Linked DNA regions of Homo sapiens: region 1 is linked to region 2. A link is a contact called in ENCODE Hi-C or POLR2A ChIA-PET data. All regions are on one chromosome and are shown on one strand. The core of a region is the stretch at or near the end of the contact, and the rest is flanking DNA. Distances in the headings are between cores, read along the strand shown.

Region 1 (6,339 bases), core at 475-2,974, 120 kb before region 2:
CCTCAGGTGGGATAACTCTGAGGCATGTTCTACGCTGTCCCCTCATTCCCTAGCAGTATTGAGCTCCAACTACCCACAGGATAATGCTTTCTTGCCTCACTTCCCATTCCACTACCAGTGTCTCCTGGGATCACCTCCTAAATAAACTACTGGCACTAAAATGCTTGTCTTGGGGGTCTCTTCTGGGCCAACCCACACTAAGACAGTACCACTTCCCATTTTACAGATCACACAGACGGCAAGCACTGGAGTGAGGTCCAAACCCAAGCCCACTCGAGCCAAAATTAACTCTGACTACCTCTTTCCTAGCCTGGTTCAAACCTGATAGAGGACAGTCCTAACCAGGCACAGCCTCTTGGCCTGAAGGCAGCAGAAGGAGGCTTCCAACTCTCCTGCTGCCTCACCAAAGCCTCCAAACGCCCAAGGAGTACTGGTGGAGTAGATGTCCTGGAGCCTGTGGAAAAGGTGAGGAGACAGACAGAGAGGCCCAGGGATCCACTTCAGGTCACAAAGCCCGTGAGTGGCAGAGCTGGACCCAGAACCCTAGAGGATGCTGGCCATGCCCAGCTGCAGGCTTAGTGGTACCAAGAAGGGCCTCCGGGTGGGGAGCCTAGCCAGGAAACCATCCCAAGAGGGGCAAGAGGAAGAAAAGAGAATCCTGCTCTGTGGACGCACTAGCTATGAAGCTGTGAGCCTTTTTCCCGTATGCCCAGTCTTAGCCCAAAACAACGGTGATGCTAACCGGTGCTAATATTTAAACAGGCACCAGTCTAACCAGTCTCCAGACACAGCTTCTCCTGCCCTCCAAGCTGCCCTGCCAAGTAGCTCCTGTCACGCTCACTGTATCTGTCAAGAAACTGAGGCTGGGAGAGGTTCGTCATTTGCCTAAGGTTAAACAGCAGGGCAGGCTTCCCGGGGGCACCGGCACAGAGATGAACGGCCCGTCCAATCCCCCTCCTCTGCCCCGTTTTTAGCCTATAGAAGGTGTACTGGGTTGAATAGCATCCTTCCAAAATTCACGTCCACTGGGACCTCAGAATGTGACCTTATTTGGAAACAGGGTCTTTGTAGATGGAATTAGTTCAAATGAGGTCATACTGTGTTAGGGTGGGCTCTAAATCCAGTGTCTAGTGTCCTTACACTAGGGAAGGAGGCCGTGTGGCGTGGTGACAGAGACAGAGGCGAGTGAAACACAGCTTTAAGCCAGGCAATACGGGCTTGCTGGCAATTCCCAGAAGCTGGAGAGGCGAGGAAGGGTCCTCCCTCCCCGAAGCCTGTGGAGCGGCATGGCCCTGCCACGCCCTGCTTTCAGACCGCCGGCTTCCAGAACTGTGGGAAAATGTGTCTGTCGTTTTAAGCCCCCAGTCTATGGTACTTAGTTACAGTGGCCCTAGGAGATGAACACAGAAGCAGGTAGGAGAAAAAGAGACGCCCAGGCCCTCGGGGAACCTTGGGCCTCAGGACAGCAAGGGTTTGCCTTCGGAGGGCCCTGGAGGTCCCTGTGCAAGGGACTGTGGCTGCACATTGACAACTTTTACCCTCTTTGAGGGAGGCACATGAGGAGTAGTACAGATGTGTGCAGCCTTTGCCCTCGTGGAAACAGGCCAGGCTCTGGGCAGCAGGCGAGCACGGGCCCAGGGCCTGAAAGAGCCTTTGTTTGGGCATTCAAGTGGCCAGACCAGCAGCCGGATGCCCAGCCAAGTGCCTGCCAGGCAATAAACGCTTGGCACATAGGCCAAATGCCCAAACCGTACTTGACCGCTTCCCCTGGGGACAGAGAACCCAGGGCCAGAGAAAGGAACAGCAGCCCAGGCAGGGCAGCAGCAGCCCACAGCCTCACGGCATGGCTGTGCTGCACTTGGACGGTACCAGCAGCTGGGGAGCACCCCCAGCAGCGCCTCCACGTGCCAGCCAGGGTGGAGCTTCCACACACGGTGCCAGCTCCCTGAATTGTCACAGCCCTGTGAGGCAGGGACTGCCGTCACCCTTGTTTTACAGATGGGGAGACTGAGGCTCCCAGAGGGAACCTGCCCATAGTAACAGCCAGTTGGTCTCAAAACCATTTTCTTTTCTCTTTTTCTCTTTTTTTTTTTAAATATAATTGGGATATAATTCACATACCATAAAACTTGTTCTTTTAAAGTATATAATTTAGTGATTTTTAGTATATTCAGAGTTGTACAACCATTACCTAACTCCAGAACATTCTTTTTTTTTTTGTTTGTTTTTGAGACAAGGTCTCGCTCTGTTGTCCAGGCTGGAGTGCAGTGGCACAATCTTGGCTCATTGCAACCTCTGCCTCCCAGGTTCAAGTGATTCTCCTGCCTCAACCTCTTGGGTAGCTGGGATTACAGGCACCCACCACCACGCCTGGCTAATTTTTGTATTTTCAGTAGAGACAGGGTTTGACCATGTTGCCCAGGCTGGGAGAACATTCTTATTACTCTAAAAAAAAACCTTGTACCCAGTAGCAGTCATGCCCTCCTTCCTGCCTCCCGCAGCCCCTGGCCACCACTCACCTACTCCCCGTCTCTATAGATTTGCCTGTTCTGGGCAGTTCTCAGCAATGGAATCCTACTGTGTATCTTTTTGTGACTGGTTCTTTAACTCAGCATCACATTTTCAAGGTTCATCCATGCTGCAGCCTGGCTCCGTACTGGTGACAGTACTTCATTTCTCTCTCCCTTTTGTTCAGACCAGGTCTCCCTCTGTCCCCAAGGCTAAAGTGCAGTGGTGTGATCATGGCTCACTGCAGCCTCAAACTCCTGGACTCAAACAGTCCTCCCATCTCAGCCTCCCAAAGTGCTGAGATTACAGGTGTGAGCCACTGCACCCAGCTAAATAATTTTATTTTTTATCTTTGTAGAGATGGGGGTCTTGCTGTGTTACCCAGGATAGGCTCAAACTCCTGACCTCGAGTAGTCCTCCTGCCTCCCAAAGTACTGTACTGGGATTACAGGTGTGAGCCACCACGCCCAACTTTTCATTTCTCTTCATAGCTGAATGATATGCCACTGTACAGATAGACCACAGTGAACTCCTTTTTTTTGGGGTGACAGAGCAAGACTCTGTCACCCAGGCTGGAGTGCAGCGATCTCAACTCACTGCAACCTCTGCCTCCTGGGTTCAAGCGATTCTCCTGTCTCACCCTTCCGAGTAGCTGGGACTAAAGACATACTCCACCATGCCTGGCTAATTTTTGCATTTTTAGTAGAGACAGGGTTTCACCATGTTGGCCAGGCTGGTCTTGAACTCCTGACCTCAAATGATCTGCCTGCCTCGGCCTCCCAAAGTACTGGGATTACAGGCGTGAGCCACCGCGCCAGGTAATGAACTCCTTCTTAACTAGTACAGTACAAGGCCTTTCCAGCAGCCGTTTAACAGATACTTGTTGGATGGAGGTGGGGCAGACAGGACTGGCATTTCCCATGAGAAATGGCCCCTCTCTCCCCTACACCTCATCATGCCAAACAACACAGAAGCAGGAGAGGCTCCGGGTCCCCTGGATCCCTCTCTCCCGGCCCCCACCTGACGTCTGCATGCCCAGGCCCAGGCACACACGGCCACACCCACTACCTGTAGTGAAGGACAAATCGACATGCCACGGCACCCAGGAGCAGGATGATGGTCAGGTAGAGCTTGAACTTCTCATATTCGTCCTTGTAGGCGAACCTGCCACGACAGACACGCCCAGGGGTGTGCCCCTTACCATGACTATTCCAGCACCTGGGCATGGCCCTCAGCCCCATCAGACCCTTGTCCTTCAGCCACTGCCATGGCCCATAAGGACCTTCCCATTCCACTAAAGGAAAGACCTGGCCTTGACGGGTTAGTGGTGACCAATGAGGGGAAGAGGGCCAAGTATGCAGAAGGCCCATGTCCCTGGACTCTGGTCTGGGGCTCTGGGCCCATGCTGGGGACAGGCAGGGGGCAGAGACAGGGCCTCTTCCCTCAACCAACTGCTGCTGCTGAAAGGCCAGGGTTTGCGGCTGTCTGGAAATGGGGTAGACTCAGAGTAGACTGGACTGCCCATCTCCCTATGTGTGTGATAGGGCGTGAAACAGAGCAGGGCCATTTCTTGTGCGAAATGGGAAGTCCTGTCCACCCAACATACTGACTTGGAGGAAGGGAGGGAGGGGAGGGAGGGGAGGGAGGGAAGGAAGGGAAGGAACCAAGGAACCAACCCTCTCCCAGGTGCTCTACCTACAGAGGAGGAGAGTGTCAGAAACTCCAAAAGCCAGCGCCTCACCTGTGACCAGGTTTTTATTTATGCAAAAATTCTAGCTTAGATGCAACTTCCCTGAGCTGAAGGAACAGAATGCCGGAGGCCTCTGAGCCAGGTGAAAAGCGTGAGACGGGGTGTGGGTTGGGGTGTAGGATAGGGTGTGGGGTGAGAGTGGGGTGGGATGTGAATATGGGGTGTGGGGTGGGGTGTGGGTGTGGGGTGGGGTGTGGGTGTGGGGTGTGTGGTGTGGGTGTGGGGTATGGGGTGTGGGTGTGGGGTGTGGGTATAGGTGTCGGTGTGGGGTGTGGGGTGTTGGGTATTAGGTGTGGGGTGTGAATGGGGGTGTGGGGTGTTGGGTGTGGGGTGTGAGTATAGGTGTGGGTGTGGGGTATGGGGTGTTAGGTGTGGGGTGTGGGTTTGGGGTATAGGTATGGGTGTAAGGTGTGGGGTGTGGGTTTGGGTTTGGGGTGTGGGTGTGGGGTGTAGGTGTGGGGTGTGAGTGTGGAGTGTGATATGGGTGTAGAGAGTGGGTGTCAGTTTGGGGTGTGGGTGTTGGGTGTGGGGTGTGAATATGGGGTGTGGGGTGTGGGGTGTGGGTGTGGGGTGTGTGGTGTGGGTGTGGGGTGTTAGTGTGGGGTGTGGGGTGAGGTGTGGGTGTGGGGTGTGGGGTGTGGGTGTGGGATGTGGGGTGTGGTGTGTGGTGTGGGTGTGGGGTGTGGGTATGGGGTGTGGAGTGTGGTGTGTGGTGTTGGTGTGGGGTGTTGTGTATGGGGTGTGGGGTGTAGGTGTGGCTGTAAGGTGTGGAGTGTGAGTGTGGAGTGTGGGGTGTGAGTATGGGGTGTGGGTGTAGGGTGTGGGTGGGGTGTTGGCATGGGGTGTGGGTTTTGAGTGTGTGGTGTGGGGTGTGGGTGTGGGTGTGGGTGTGGGTTCGCAGTGTGGGGTGTGGGTGTGGTGTTGGTGTTGGTGTTGGTGTGGGTGGGGTGTTGGTGTGGAGTGTGGGTGTGGGTTTGAGGTGTGGGGTGTTGGTGTGGGTGTGGATGTGGGGTGTGGGTTCTCAGTGTGGGGTTTGGGGTGTGGGTGTGGGTGTGGGGGCGGTGTGAGGTGTGGGTCTGGGTGGTGGGTGGGGGACACTTACTTGGCCTGGTTGCTGAGGAGGGTCACGTTCACATTGCCGAGGACCAGGTTCAAGTAGAGCCTGGAAGGAAACACCTGTGAGGGGCATGATCCTTAGCAGGTGGGTGCGAATCAACAACATTCAAACTCAACACACTTAATGAGCACATCCCAAGCACTGATGTTAGAAGATAGGGGGCCTAAGCTCAGCGGGCAAATGGGCCCCCACATCGAGTGAGAATGACAACTAACCAAAGGACATTAACCTGTGACAGGACAGTGTGAGGAGTCGATTTCTCCTCCATGCTACCCTAGAGACCGTATTTCTAAGCCTGCCTTGCAGCCAGATGTGAGCAGGTGACTAAGCATAGCCAATGAGGTGGAGGCAAAGGTACAACCTCTAGGTCAATTTTTAAAGAATTTTCTTTATTTTTCATTATTATTATTATTATCATTGTTATTATTTTTAGAGACAGGGTCTCACTCTGTTGCCCAGGCTAGAGTGCAATGGTATGATCATAGCTCACTGCAGTGTTTTTTGTTTTTTTTTTTTTTTGAGACAGAGTCTCGGTCTGTCACCCAGACTGGACTGCAGTGGCACGATCAGGACTCGCTATAACCTCCACCTCCTGGGTTCAAGCAATTCTGCTGCCTCAGCCTCCCAAGTAGCTGGGATTACAGGCACGTGCCACCAGGCCAGCTAATTTTTGTATTTTTAGTAGGTTTAGGGGTTTCACCATGTTGGCCAGGCTGGTCTTGAACTCCTAACCTTAAGTGATCCACCTGCCTCCGTCTCCCAAAGTGCTGGGATTACAGGCATGAGCCACTGTGCCCAGCGTCACTGCAGTCTTGAACCTCTAGGCTCAAGTAGTCCTCCCACCTCAGTCGCCAAAGTAGCTGGGATTATGGGTACACACCAGCACACCAATTTTGTTAAAGTTTTGTAGAGATGTGGTCTCACAATGTTGTCCAGGCTGGTCTTGAATTCCTGGGCTCAAGTG
Region 2 (5,767 bases), core at 2,887-5,386:
AAAGGCGGGAAAGGTGGGGAAAAGATTGAGAAATCGGATGATTGCCGTGTCTGTGTAGAAAGAGGTAGACGTGGGAGACTTTTCATTTTGTTCTGTACTAAGAAAAATTCTTCTGCCTTGGGATCCTGTTGATCTGTGACCTTACCCCCAACCCTGTGCTCTCTGAAACATGTGCTGTGTCCACTCAGGGTTAAACGGATTAAGGGCGGTGCAAGATGTGCTTTGTTAAACAGATGCTTGAAGGCAGCATGCTCGTTAAGAGTCATCACCACTCCCTAATCTCAAGTACCCAGGGACACAAACACTGCGGAAGGCCGCAGGGTCCTCTGCCTAGGAAAACCAGAGACCTTTGTTCACTTGTTTATCTGCTGACCTTCCCTCCACTATTGTCCCATGACCCTGCCAAATCCCCCTCTGCGAGAAACACCCAAGAATGATCAATAAATAAATAAATAAATAAATAAATAAATAAATAAAGTTCTAAGAAACAAACAAAAAAAATTTTAATAAAATCTTGCAACTGGGAAAAAAAAAAGTGAGAAGAAAGGAACGGTTGGCATGTGTCATGGAGCTTGATGAAAAAGTCACAGGAATAAATGCCACCACTTTTTCCAGGATACTTCCTGCTCTGGAAATCTCCCCTTGGGTGGCAGGGGGAGGGCCAGGGGCCCTACAGATCTGGCAGCTGACTGCCAGAGCCCCAGCTGAGCCCCAGCAAGATTGGATCAGATCAGATCGCACGCAGCTTCACAAGGTAAATATAGCCCGTCAGCCCAAAATAAACAGCCCCCCGCCAGCCACTGGCCGCCTGAACCTGGCGAGGCAAGCCCTATAAGGGATAGGAAAGGCAAAAGACCACCAGCTCCACCTCACACTGGTCCATGGATCCCCCCAATAGGGTTTTGGCTAGAGATGCCAAACCTTAGCAAGGGCCAAGAAGAGGGTTACATAATTCTGCGAAGGGCAAGGCCTGGCTGGCCCTGACGGACCATACCAGCCGTCAGCCCACCTCGCCTGATTGCCAGCTATCTCTCCTGGCTCCTGCTGGGCTCCATGGAGACCCTGGGCACCTGGCGCCTGCAAGTCCAGGCCCTCTGAGGCAGCCCTCCCATGCTGGGCCTGACCTCAGGTCCCACAGCCTTCCTTCCCCTGGCCTAGTTCTTTTCTTGTCCACCCTTTTAGGAGGGTGGGTGGCTGCAGCCTGGAACATGAGGCCCTCTAGGCCGCAACCATGCAGGGTCACCCGGAGCTGTCTGAGCCTGCCGGCCCCACCTCAAATGCAAACCATCTCTTAAGAGGGTATTGAGGCCTAGTGTGCAGTGGTTTACAAAGTCTTGACCATGACAGTCCAGGACTCCAAATGTTTCTATAAATAGACACACACGCGTTTATAACAGAAACAAAAGTTTAACCAATCAACATTTAGCCTTACAGCACATCAGTAAGGTCTTGCAAGATGCAATGCGTGCTGCGACTTTGTTTCATTTCACCCTTATCTCATTCTAAAAAGGACCAGGAGCTTGGTACCAAAGTTATCAAAAGAAAGAAACAACAAAATGTGTTGGTTGCAACTTAGTAAATTTGTTACAAGCCATGAATAGGCTGAATTTGCATACAGGGTCAGCGGGACACAGACCCAGACTTTCTCTTCAACTGGCTCCCAGCCAGAAAGACCAGAGCTGGAATTCTACTAGCTGGAGAATCTTAACTTCTAGGAGCCTTAGTTTTCCTGTTTACAGTACATACTTTTAAGAGCTATGGTGAGGATTCAGTAAGAATGAAAGAAAAGCGTTCAGGCTCATGCCTGGCACAACAGGGTTTCAGTAAACAGTAATCACAACCACCACCACCGTCATCATAGAATTCATCATGTAACTCCTGTCTAAAACCTTCAATGGCTCCCTGTTGCCTATCCAAGAGTTCAAATTTCCCACCCAATCAAGGCCCTCCATCATCTTGCCTGGCTAAATTCACCGTTCTCTACTACTTCCTGAAGACCCTCAACCCCAACCACAGCCCCTGTACCTTTCCCCTAGGCCCTGTAATTTCTCTTCTTTAACTGTTCCTGCCATTTCCTTTGACTTGAAGGCTTTCTCAAGTCCTAACTCCACCACACTCAAGGCTCGGCAAGAACCAGATTCTTCTCAGTTAACCCTTAGCAGCCCTAACACAATGGAAAAAAGGGTAAGCAAGTTTCTGGGATACTCGGGTCAGATACTGTAAGTGCTCTGCAAAAATTTTTTTTTTTTTTTTTTTTGAGATGGAGTCTCACTCTGTTGCCCAGGCTGGAGTGCAGTGGTGCAACCTCTGCTCATTGCAACCTCCGCCTCCCAGGTTCAAGCAATTCTTCTGCCTCAGCCTCCCGAGTAGCTGGAATTACAGGTATGCACAACTACACCCGGCTAATTTTTGTATTTTTAGTAGAGATGGGGTTTCACCATGTTGGCCAGGCTGGTCTTGAACTCCTGACCTCAGGTGATTCGCCCACTTCGGCCTCCCAAAGTGCTGGGATTACAAGCGTGAGCCAATGCGCCCGGCCGTACTCCATTTTAAAGATGAAGAAACTGAGGCCCAGAAAGGTTAAATGACTTGCCTAAGGTCTTGCCCTTATAAGAGGTAGAGCTGGGATTTGAACCAAGTTGTCTTGCTCAAGTGTCTGTTCTGACCTTACCCTGCTTGAGCTTCTCAGCTCTGTTCCCCTACACTCTCTGATGCTTTCTCTCCCACAGCAATGGCGCTACACCACAGCCACAGGGCTCTGCAGCTTCCCAGCCAGGTGACCATGCGCAAGTCTTTCCTCTCAATGACCATCACCTATACTCACCTGGTTTATAGGAGGATCACACAAGATGCTACGTGGGGCACCATCTAGCCTATTGCAAGAGCCCAATCAACAACAGCAATAATAATTACTATCAGTGATCAGTACTAGGAATAGTAATAGCAATTTCTTGCTCATTTACATGGTCCCTGAACTCTGAACACGTCACAGAGGCTCAGTGTCTTATGACTTGAGTCGTTCCTTCCAACTCATTTTCATAGAAATTACAGGAAACTTCTGAACCAGCTCTAGAACTTGGGAACAAAAGGGTGCTGGCGGGCAGAGAACTGAGGAGGCAGATAATCCAAAAATAATTGATCCCAGGTCATGGAAAGCATTTTGTTTACGGCAGCAGACTGACCTTCCCAATTATCTTCAGCTCAGGCTAATGTTACAGCCTGCCTTCCCCAGCAGACAAGATCACCACATATGCTCGCCAGTCCTGCAGGGGACGGGGTCAGGCTGAGGCTGGCTGCCTCTCAATGAAGTATAAACTGAGGCACAGAGGACCTGAATCAAAGCCCACAAGAGTACTCTGGGCTTAAGGAGCTCTACGGGATGCTGATCCTATGCTATATCCAGGCCCCCTTGCTTTGTATCTCTCATTAGAGTTTGGAGGATGGTGCGCCTGAGGCCTGCTGTTCCTAGAACTGCCGTGTGGAGCAAGAATCTCATCTGCAGATCAGAGAGGGTCCGGGCAAGGTGTGCATCATCAGACCCTGAAAATTCCTGTGTTTCATGGGCCCAGTCTGGCCTCATAATGAACCTTCATATGAGTCCATGGGAGAGCAGGATACCTGCCATCTCCATACACATTAAAAAACTGGCTTCAGCCAGGCATGGTGGCTCACACCTGTAATCCCAGCACTTTGGGAGGCCGAGGCGGGTGGATCACCTGAGATCAGGAGTTTGAGACCACCCTGGCCAACATGGTGAAACCCCGTCTCTACTAAAAATACAAAAATTAGCCAGGTGAGGTGGTGTGTGCCTGTAATCCCAGCTATTCGGGAGGCTGAGGCAGGAGAATCGCTTGAACCTGGGAGGTGGAGGTTGCAGTGAGCTGAGATTGTGCTACTGCACTCCAGCCTGGGCAACAAAGAGGAAACTCCGTCTCAAAAAAAAAGAAAAGAAAAGAAAAGAAAACTGGCTTCAAAGAAGTAAAGCCTCTTGCCTGAGGTCACCCACCAGCCATCCCCAACACTTCCCGGCCACCTGGCCAGGCTGTTCTACCCATGAAGTGGGGAACCTCTCAATCCCCTCCAGGATTTGTGGGAGACCCTCCCTCAATCTCACCTGGTTGACCCCATCCCTTGGCAATCAAAGGTCAAGTCAGCTCCTCTGACTTTCCAGGTCTCTGGGAAGGAAGCCCTCTGGGGGCAGGAAGTTGGTTGTGCTGACTCATAAGCCAAGGGAGAGTAATCCAGGAAACTTGTCACTCTGTTACCATGGCGTTGGGGCTGCTGGCACCCTCTCCTCTCCCAAGCTCACTTACAGGCTGGGTGTCTAAGTGGGAGTGGGGCATGGTCAGACCCTGCACCCAATCCCATCCCTCCTATAGATTTCCAACTTCATGGCACATGCAGTTACCTTCTTGTAACTGCAGAATGGAGAGTATCATGGGGTTCGGTCCTTCCCTGCCTGCAGAACTTTGGGGATTCCATCAGTAGTGCCAGGAAGCCTTCTCCACCCAGGTGGGGGAAAATAAAAGTCCCCAAGAGACAGACTGGGTGGGCCAAGGCCCACTCCATGCCACTGGCTGCCCCAGTCTCCTGACTTCCCCACACTGTTTTTAGCAAGAGAAGGAGGTGACATTTGACCATGAGGCCTGTCTTCGAAAGGAAGAAGGGACTTGAGAAGGCAGGAAAGTGTCATTCATCTGGATCTCACCCCTCAGGAGTGAGAAGGAGCCTGGGGCAGCTATAAACTCATGACCACAAGAAAAGGGGGAACCATTATCTTAAATACCAAGCGCTGCAGGGAAAAGCTGACAACTGGTAGCTCCCTCCCCACCACCAATTATAAAACTTTCTTTGGCTTAAAAGAAACTCTTTTGCGGCCGGGCGCCGGTGGCTCACGCCTCTAATCCCAGCACTTTGGGAGGCCGAGGCGGGTGGATCATGAGGTCAGGAGATCGAGACGATCCTCGCTAACACGGTGAAACCCCGTCTCTACTAAAAAAATACAAAAAAAATTAGCCAGGCGTGGTTGTGGGCGCCTGTAGTCCCAGCTACTCCAGAGGCTGAGGCAGCAGAATGGCGTGAACCCAGGAGTCAGAGCTTGCAGTGAGCCAAGATCGCACCACTGCACTCCAGCCTGGGTGACAGAGCAAGACTCCGTCTCAAAAAAAAAAAAAAAAAAAAAGAAACTCTTTTGCCCTATTTCTCATTTCCTAGTGTCCTAACACATCCCTGGCTGGACATCAATCAGAGTTCCTATACACCGCAATGGGTACAAGTGCCTGAGCAAGTTCTGAACACCAGCAGAGCTGGGTTCAAATCCCGCTCCACCAGACTGGCTGTGCGGTCTTGGGAGAGCCCTTTGACAAAATCACCACAGAGGGTTGTTGAGTAAGCCCAGGAGTTAAGGCACCTAGCACTGAGTGAGTGTTCAGTAAATGCCAGCTGCTTTTAGAGATTCTTCAGGCAGCAGGCAGAACCTGGTCTCTTAGGATTTGAAATTAACAGAGCAGAAGTCCGTCCTGTCTAAACTAAAAATGAGAGTGCCGTCTGTTTATGCAAACACACTCCCTGATCTCCTTTCAGGGGCTCCCTCAATTTTATTCTCAAAGTCAGAGAAACTTTTGAGTAGCAGCCTTCTTTGATCAATTCAGGAATTGAGGCCCGGACAGGGAGAGTGAGTTGCTTGAGGTCACACAGGCAGCAAGTAACTGAGCAGGGAAGGCTGCTTCCCACTCCCCATCTCCCGGCCTTTCCACTGTGGCCCAGC

Evidence for each region. Hi-C counts contacts between places; a loop is a spot of excess contacts on that map. ChIA-PET counts read pairs that join two places held with the same protein, here RNA polymerase II (POLR2A).
Region 1: a loop to region 2 is called in a map of dorsolateral prefrontal cortex, with 2.5 times the contacts of the local background. The contact joins two enhancer-like sites. A Hi-C loop is called at or near these places in 1 of 168 maps with a recorded cell type or tissue (dorsolateral prefrontal cortex). POLR2A ChIA-PET finds 5 or more read pairs at or near these places in 3 of 52 experiments (MCF 10A, activated T-cell and naive thymus-derived CD8-positive, alpha-beta T cell).

The regions. Positions count from the first base shown.
Region 1 is chr12:121,749,461-121,755,799 of GRCh38, reverse strand. TMEM120B (transmembrane protein 120B) reads right to left here. Exons shown (of 12, transcript NM_001080825.2): 4 at 5,361-5,420; 5 at 3,577-3,672. Among named protein-coding and RNA genes, the nearest start is that of TMEM120B, 40 kb to the right of the region's middle. Within about 2 kb of position 1,724, at least 14 of the 41 ENCODE cell types and tissues checked have a DNase peak (open chromatin) inside an H3K27ac peak, as active enhancers do.
Region 2 is chr12:121,628,385-121,634,151 of GRCh38, reverse strand. It overlaps the pseudogene ORAI1. Among named protein-coding and RNA genes, the nearest start is that of MORN3, 38 kb to the left of the region's middle. RefSeq lists enhancers at 713-1,593, 5,663-5,722. Within about 2 kb of position 4,136, at least 2 of the 41 ENCODE cell types and tissues checked have a DNase peak (open chromatin) inside an H3K27ac peak, as active enhancers do.